Regions from separate parts of the Homo sapiens genome. Here region 2 is linked to region 1. A link is a loop called in an ENCODE intact Hi-C map of the cell type or tissue named here. Cell type or tissue: PC-3. All regions are shown on one strand. Each heading gives the region's core, and the rest is flanking DNA. Links, peaks and the distances in the headings are about the cores only. Region 1 has its middle 60 kb from the start of GPM6A. Region 2 overlaps GPM6A (glycoprotein M6A).

What was found. Peaks named below come from ENCODE experiments on the same cell type or tissue, not always from the same donor. Only the 100,000 strongest peaks of a DNase experiment are listed, where the experiment ranks them.
Region 2: a loop joins it to region 1, with 2.9 times the contacts of the local background. A loop is called at or near these places in 1 of 110 quality-filtered maps.

Annotation. Positions count from the first base shown.
Region 1 is chr4:175,870,142-175,874,547 of GRCh38, reverse strand. It overlaps a transcript of GPM6A not described here. Among named protein-coding and RNA genes, the nearest start is that of GPM6A, 60 kb to the right of the region's middle. In PC-3, for the core only: no CTCF peak of the experiment used is centred there; no DNase peak of the experiment used is centred there; H3K4me3 peaks cover 516 bases; H3K27ac peaks cover 550 bases.
Region 2 is chr4:175,710,540-175,714,945 of GRCh38, reverse strand. All of the region lies in intron 1 of GPM6A (glycoprotein M6A), which reads left to right. Among named protein-coding and RNA genes, the nearest start is that of GPM6A-DT, 78 kb to the left of the region's middle. In PC-3, for the core only: no CTCF peak of the experiment used is centred there; no DNase peak of the experiment used is centred there; H3K27ac peaks cover 467 bases.

The DNA.
Region 1 (4,406 bases), core at 232-4,231:
GCATATGCCACACCCTTTGGCTCTGCTCCCTCAGTGTTTACTCCTCCCTCCCCTCCACACCACAGTACTGAACCTGCTCTCTCAAGTCCCCAGGGAACTCTCCCAATATCAACAGTCCTCTGCCCATCTGCAGCCTCACTGAGCGTCCAGAACCCCGTTGGCTGTAGGTCTTTTCTTGAAAAATAGTTCCCTTTTCAGCTTTTGCAGCATTACATTCAATTTTTAAAATGTCTCTGACTTCTTGTTTTCTGTATTTCTCCTGGAACTTTTTCTTTCTCTAACAAATTACATGTGGGTGCTCATCAATGATAGCATCCTTAGATTTGTCATTACTTCTATTTCTTTATTCCACAATCTTTATTGACCTGCGGAACATGAAGATGTGCGGCTGAGATTCCACCTGCCGTAAGGAATATGGTGCTCCGTGTTTCCCTGGTGCTGCCTCACGTCTCTTTCATGAAAGTTACCATTTTCTTTTTACACTAGCTAGTCATGTATTTTTCTCTAGTTTTCTATGGATTGCAATTTTCTGGAGTTTATGGGACTCTTTTATTACTTTGTTTAATATATGACAGGTGCTCAGTCAATAATTGTTAAATTAATAAGTTACTACAGGGGAAAATAGACACCCTAATAAAAGTCTGTAGAAAGATGGACTATAATATAAACAAAGATAATTAAGCATAACTTTATGACACACTAAAGTTTTATGACTGTAACCACAATTATTTACTGAGCTTCCTGAATACAAATATTTGGATTTGTTTCCATATTGAGAGTCTGTAATAGTGAGGAGACCAAGAGATAATTTTACATATTGTTATCTCTTTTAAATATTGGGGATTCATTTTAAAATTACGCATCCTGAAAATAATGGGAGAACAAAGTTTTTTGTAACAGAAATTAAGTGCCTTTTTTGGAAAAAGTAAAATTAATTCATTAATAATTGTTAGTTGTCTATGAGAAAACAACAGGGCCAGTCTTTTAAATCTTTGATTTATCATAATTACTCTATTTATAGTTTGGCTATGTTTTTTATCAAAATATATTTCCCATTGATTTGTGGAAAATATAATAACATAGCTGAATAGCAAATAAATGATTACATATTTTTAAAGTGTGAACATCTGCACTTGGAACATTCACACATAGAAGAAAATGTGATTGTTTTCTGTAATTATAATTTAAATAATATTTAATACAAAATGTTTACAGTGTTTTTTTTTCACAAGGCACTTGTCTTTCAGTCTTGCTGATAAATTTTCTAGACCTAAAATTAGAAATGACAAAGTACTTAATGTAATAAAGGAATGCCTGTGTGTGACATTTAAATCTGAGTACCAGGTAAATGATTTTTTTTAGGACCTACTTATGTTACTTCATTAAACTGAGAAAAAAACACACATTGTCCTTCATTACATCTGAAAATTAACATATCTATCTATCTAATCAATTGAACATAGCTAAAACACACACAGACCCAGATAAATAAAAATAAAATTGTATTATTTTATTTAATATCTTATTCTTCTTCCCCCAAATACCTTAAATAAAATCAGCAGGTATCTACTTGCCCAGTGAACAATTCCATTTCTTTTGATCCCTTTATGAAGGTTAATTAGTATTTATCTGTAAACCCAGAGAGTATAGTTTAATTCATCCTAATAAGACTTGTTAGAAAGAACTCTGATGATCACATTTTGGTTTCACAGAAGTGTAAATTTTAGAATTTTATTTTCACAGGAGCGTTATACCATCTGTCTACATGTTAATTTATTGCTTCAAATGCATTAACTTCTTTGCACCTTTTATTTGTCACATAAATTTCGGCATTGCTTACATATTAATCCTTGGGTTCCTAGGCTGGCATTGGAGAAACTTTACTGTAAGTACTCAAAATAATAACTCAACTTTAAAGATGGGAGTATTTATTAATATTATATTCACTATGATCAAAGGAATTTATAATGTTTCTTCTAATTCTCAAAGAAAGCCAAGTAAAGAGAGTTTATTATACAACCTTTTGAAATATCTTAATTTCTTTCTTTGCCTTAGTTATGCATACTTCAATTTGCATGGCAACTCATCATACCCACATTATAGGAATATTTTAGTGTGTCCTGGGTTGAAGCCAAGATGGCTGATGCCTCAGACAGAAAGACACACATCAAAGAAGCCCTGGAAGCAATTTTAGGAAGTTCCTGGAAATAGAGGAGAAGGGTGTAAGTCTGGAGTAGAGTAGTGAAGGAGGAGGTGGAGACAAGTGTTCAGGGTGACACCACGGTGCAGAGTTGGTTCCAGAGAGCTTGCAGAGGTGTGTAGAACTGAAAGGCATGAGCCACACCCTGACAAATGTAGACCTCTGTAAACTGTGCAAAAATGAGAGAAGATAAAAACATGTTACTTCTAGTATTGATTTCAAATGCTGGCTTGGCTAATTAGCCAGGAGGAGAAGGAAAGGCCAATAGAAGTAAAATAATAAATATGTGGAATCTCTGAGGTGAAGAAAAGAAAAAAACCATAGAGAGATTGTGTTTTATAAGCCATAATTGTAAATTCCCAGTGGAATGAGTCAGACATTTTCTCTGGAATGCATATGTCAGAGATAAAAATAATGTGTTAGTTGAGCTTTAGTAATAAAATGATCTATGATCTCCTTGGGAATATCTGGAAGGAAAAAAAAGAAATAAAATTTTTTATTTCTGCAGCAAAAATTGCGAGCAGATCACAGCTATTCTCATACAAAATGGTCACTAGAGATTGTATTAGTCCAAGGTTAAAGAGTCATAATGCTATTAATTTTGCACAAAGACTCTGAAATAGGCAATATTCCTATACGGGAGAAGTAACAGCATAGATAACCCTGGGATAGAAGAAGTCAGAATAAGCCAAAAATGTTGTGTTGGTGAATGAATATAGGGGATAGTGTCATTACTTGAGAATCAAGGTAATGAGTAGAAAAGAGAGAAAGCTATTGTGACCAGGGTTAAAGGGAAGGCTGAAAAATATTCAGAAATCAGGAGGAAAGGCAGCTACTTGTTAGTAAGATTGAATTCTTTCTTTATTTTTATTTTTTTTGAGATGGAGTCTTACTCTGTCGCCCAGGCTGGAGTGCAGTGGTGCAATCTCGGATCACTGCAACCTCCGCTTCCTGGGTTCAAGTGATTCTCCTGCCTCAGCTTTCCAAGTAGCTTGAATTACAGGCATCCACTACCACATCCGGCTAATTTTTGTATTTTTAGTAGCGATGGGGTTTCGCCATGTTGGGCCAGGCTGGTCTCGAGCTCCTGACCTCAGGTGATGCGTCTGCCTCAGCAACCCAAAGTGCTGGGATTACAGGCCTGAGCCACTGCGCCTGGCAGACTGAATTCTTTTGAAGACAAAAATTCCAAAATTTTGGTTCGAACTGTTTGCTCAAGGTAAAGATAAAGTGAGAAAGATAAATAAGGAAAGACTGGAGAAGCACCAGAATACTCTAGCATACAAATAAACCAAGCAGGAGGCATGGGATTAAGAAGATGAATGGTTCTAAAGATGCCCTAGAAATATGATATTAACATGATTAAGATAATAATAATAGGTACTCACATTTATTGAATCTTTCCTATTTGTTTGTCATAAATGTTTTGTGTGATGGGTGCTTTTATTTCATTCTTACAACATCTCTTTAAAAAGATACTTCTTCTAATCCCTGTTTTATAGAGAGGACTTCGAGGCTTTGAAAGACCAAAGTAGTTGTTCAGGATTAAAGCTAGTTAATAAGGGAAACAGGCTCCCAACTTAGCTGTCTAACCATAGGAGAACCCTAGGAAACAGAGTTATACACAGAAGAAAAGAGAGATAGTTTTCCCAAAGAGCAAATTTTCACCATGACATAGGGTGTGGGAACAAGGAGAAGTTAAAGGAGAGAAGCGATGTAGTGTAAGAGAATATATTTAAAAGAGGAAATTCTCAGGGTTCTAGATAGCAGTCCATAAGGAGAGCCATGAGATTTAGAATGTAAAGTAAAAACTTAAGAAGCTTTTAATTGCAAAAATAAATATTTTATATACATTATTTTTATTGTTGTATCCTCTGTATTTGGCATAGTGCCTGTCACATAGTAGGTACGTAATAACATTTTGAGTGAATAAAGGAAACCTGATGGTTGAATGTTCAGTGTCAACAAGGTAGCCTAAGATGCTGAATTAAAGGGCTTAGGATAGCTTACTTACACAGGGACTTTTTAATAATGCATTGTTGTTTGATATTTGAGGAATTGAATTACTGCCCTGAAAAAAATTGAAAAAAAAATTTGACTTGGTTCAAGAAAAAAGCAGATCTTGTATTTTAAAGTGAAGTTTAGATGCTGTATTCTGGCTCAAGGAAACTAATAATTAAGGTCAATGACAAAACACATCAAAGTG
Region 2 (4,406 bases), core at 261-4,260, 160 kb after region 1:
TCCCTTACCCTAGGGGCTTATGTATCACAGTCAGAAGAGTATGGTTCTACTCATAATAGAAGCAATTAACTTCTCTGCCTTAGGGAACAAGTTTAATTAATCAAAACAGTTTTGCTAAGTCATGTTGACCAGTACAGAATGTTCTGTAATTAGTAATATATTTCTTAAAAAAAAACGGTCTGAATGTTAAATATTAATCTTAATAAACATTTTCATGATAGCATTTTAAACATAAAAATGTCACCATTCTTCTGAAAAATTCATAATAAATAGGCTTTCATGTACTCTGGCAGTATCTACTGTCAATAACCACTTGAGAAATTGCCTGACTATAATTATAGCTCTTTCATATGATAGCTGTGGAGACCACACCAGGCAATGCATTGAAAGTCTTGGTGACCAGGTATGGTGGCTCTCCCCTATAATCCCAACACTTTGGGAGGCTGAGGCAGGAGTATCCCTTGAGTCCTGGAGGTCAAGGCTGCAGTGAGCTACGATCACACCACTGCACTCCAGCCTGGGCACAGACTGAAACCCTGCCTCTAAAATATAAAAATAAAAACAAAAAAATAAAAAAGTCTTGATATTGTTTCTGATGCCTTGGAACTGTTAAAAAAATTCTTGTTGATATAGTTATAAACTGTATATGTTGTTTAATCATTCGTTCAAATTTCTTAGAGTAATTCCTTATCTTTGTATTAACATGCATATCCTGGTTTATCAAATACTTTTAAAGGATTCAGGGCATCTAATGTGATTTTATAGAATACTGCGTGGCTTGCATATCTTGTAGTATCAGAATGAACTGAAGAACTTGATAAAAACCCACAAGATTCTCAACAGAGGACATCTAAAAATCTATTTTTGACAGCACCCCTGGTGATTTTGATACCCATCCACAAATAGGTAACTACCAAAAAAATTAAAAGATATTATTAAATACAAATATGATAGCAGAAGTTTAAATTTTCACAGAAGGACTAAAAGACAAAAAAAAATCTATGACAAAGTAGAACAAACAGACAAAAGATGGAAATTGGAGAGAAAAGATAAGCAACTTAGAAGATCAGACAAGGAAAACCAACAACCGCTATCAAAAATAATGAGATTCAGCAAAAAATGCAGTGAAAATGCTCCTCCATTTTGTACTAGAGGATACAAAAATGCCTTTGAACGCTGCGAATTTTTTCCTGTTTAAAGATGTTTCTTTTAAAATTAGTAACTGATTTGTTTAAGCAGAGTATTATAGCCATGACTACAATGTTTAAGATAAACACCTGTCATTTGAGTTTGTTTTTGGTAATGCCTCTGTGTTCTTAATGATTCAAATATTTACTTTGACTTTGTGCTCTTTTTAGGCCAGGACATATTTAAATAAGATGTTAATAAAAATTTAACAATATTTAAGGATTATTTGAGCTATATTCTAAAAGGCTTTAAAAATAGGGACTATCAGGCAGGGCTCCGTGGCTCACACCTGTAATCCCAGCACTTTGGGAGGCTGAGACAGGCGGATCACAAGGTCAGGAGTTCAAGACCAGCCTGACCAATATGATGAAACCCCGTCTCTACTAAATTAGCCAGGTGTTGTGATGTGCACCTGTAGTCCCAGCTAATCTGGAGGCTGAGGCAGGAGAATGGCTTGAAATCGGGAGGCAGAGGTTGCAGTGAGCCAAGATCCTGCCATCGCATTCCGGCCTGGGCGACAGAGTGAGACTCCCTCTTAAATAAAAATAAAAATAAAAATAAAAATAGAGATTATCATGTCATTCATTAAAGGGTTAACTATTAAAGAGTGTGTTTGCTAAACATTTTACAGTATAAAGCCTTCCTCAGAAGCCCAATTTTGAAATATCCTTACTCATCTTTATGGCATGTTAGACTTTATGCCAGGGAGCTTTTTAGTCTACTATTCTTTGGATAATTTTGAACTCCAAGCCCACGGTCACTAATTCTGATGTGCTGATGAGCACTGCAATCCTGGCTACACCAACTGGACACTAAAGATATCACAATATTGGATGTTTTCTTACGATGTTTTTGGGAATTTTTCTAAAAGGTGCCAGAACTTTCTAATTTTATTTCTCACTGGTATATAGGCTCAAACAGAGTAGAGACCATATTTTTTGATCACTTCTGTATACACAGTGTGTAGAAGAAACAGGTGCTCAAGAAACATTCTCTGAATATTAACGTAGTGATTCCGTGCCCATGCTGCTAGCATAGGCATAGAAAAAAGGAGTGAGCATGTGAAATAAACTTATTACAGTCAGGTCTTGATTTAATTGTTCTCTTATTTCTACCCAAGGGACATGTTTCCCTCAGTGTTAGGATAAGAGAAAGTCAGGTTGGCCTCACTCCACTAATATTTCCATAGACACAAAAAGGTCTTAAAGCTAACTTCGAATTGTTACAAGTTTTCAGAAATAGTCCTCTAAATAAAAGCATTTGCTTTAAATTTAGTTGAAAGCACTTCTTGTTCCCCTTCTCTGATGATGACTTTTTCTAAGACACTTATTGTCCATGACCCCAATTGCTCTAGCTCTTCTTTATTAATTTGGAGCACTCTGGGGGCACCACGAGCCAGCATCAGGCCTCCTGGCTCTGCCATAGTGTGGCCGCAGGGCAGCAGGAGGTAGTGGGGGCTGTAAGAGCTACAGGAAGGGAGGAATTCAGCCCCAGAAGCAAACTCAGTGAGTGCTACCAATCTACAGACTCATGCCCTTAACTCTAGGAAACCGTTTTATATTAATTATTTGGTAATTTGCTAATCTTCATTTTCACTGCTTTATTGATGAATCTCATTATATTCAATTGTGGTGGTTGTTCTTCCTTGTCTGATCTTCTAAGTTGTTTATCTTTTCTCTCCAATTTCCATCTTTTTGTTCTACTTTGTCATAGATTTCTTTGTGTGTGTGTGTGTCTTTAAACTGTGAAAATGTAAACTTCTGCTATATTTCCATTTAATAATAGCTTTTAATTTTATTGCAGTTGCCTATTTAGAGCATCTATTTATTGTAGGAAAAAACTGTTCTTGTCACATGACCAGGAAAGATTAGGCTTGCAGACACATATAAGGGTGATGAGTGGAATTCATTGAGCGAAAAGGAAAAAGGAAATACAACTCAGCAAAGTGAGATGGAGTCCTGCTAACAGGCTCTCTACTTCACCAACTGAATCCCAGATTACTACACAGGGACAGAAGAGGCCAGCCTCCCCACCCCCCACCCAAACTAGCGAGAACTTCTCCAGGCCCAACTCCATCCTCCGAATGCACAAGACAGCTGGGGATTCTCTGGGGAGCCCTTTTAACTTGGCTGTCTCAAATTCCTATTTTAGGTAAAAAGAAATACATCCATTTTGTTTAGAATGCAATATATTTTGTAATATTCTAAATAAATATATAAATATATACATACATATATGTATTTATATATACAAGTATATAAATATATTATATTTATATATACATGTATGTATGTGTGTGTATATATATATATATATATATATATATATATATATATATATATATATATTTGGTGTGCCAGTGTGCCCTTTTTAAACTCTCTTCAGCTGCCTGCTTTATCTTTTATTTCTTGGAATTTCTTTTTTGCTTATTTATTTCTGTTTCTGTCTTCCAAGTTGGAGGCATTCCTCAAATACCTAGTGGTTGTCTCTTTCTAATTAAGAGTGAATTACCAGTAGTATGGTAGATTAAATAGCAAGAAAACCTTTTTTGTTCCCAAACAATTGAAGTTTTGAAACAAATATGCTTGTGTATTTAAAATATGCTCATTTAAAATATAGGTACAATTAAAATATAATTACTTATATATGTACACATGTATGTACACATTGATGTACTGTCAAGAGAGTATGCAGAACCCTCAGAAGCCAACAATAAAGTTAAAGGAGAAGTTCAGGGAGCTAAGCAAGAAAGCACTGCAGACAGCAGCAGGGCCTGGGTCGTTTTCATATTCCTGGTCTCCTTGGGCTTCACATTGGGTGTCCTGGTAATACAGGTTAGGAAACAGAGCTGAGTTCAGCCTGAGACTGGAGGTCAAGTTGGAACACACAGCATAAGGGTCAGGACTCTAAAGGACTCTGTGAAAGGCTGAGACAGGAAAACAAAATTAAACAAAGCAAAAAATTACAGAACAATAATAGTAACAAAAGTTGTGTGTAAGGCAGAAAGGAAAATTTACATCTTTTATACCTTGAGTGAGTTGAGGGGGAAAATATGTCTCCTGAGAATTTGGTACCACAAGCCAGCTCTCCTGTGAGTTGGTGATGAAAATTTCTGCTACTTTCAGAAACCGAAAAACTCAAGTCTTGGATTTAATTTAAAGGAAGTCACTATAAATTTCAGAGGATTGGCATCCTATAGACCATATTCCCTAACAATA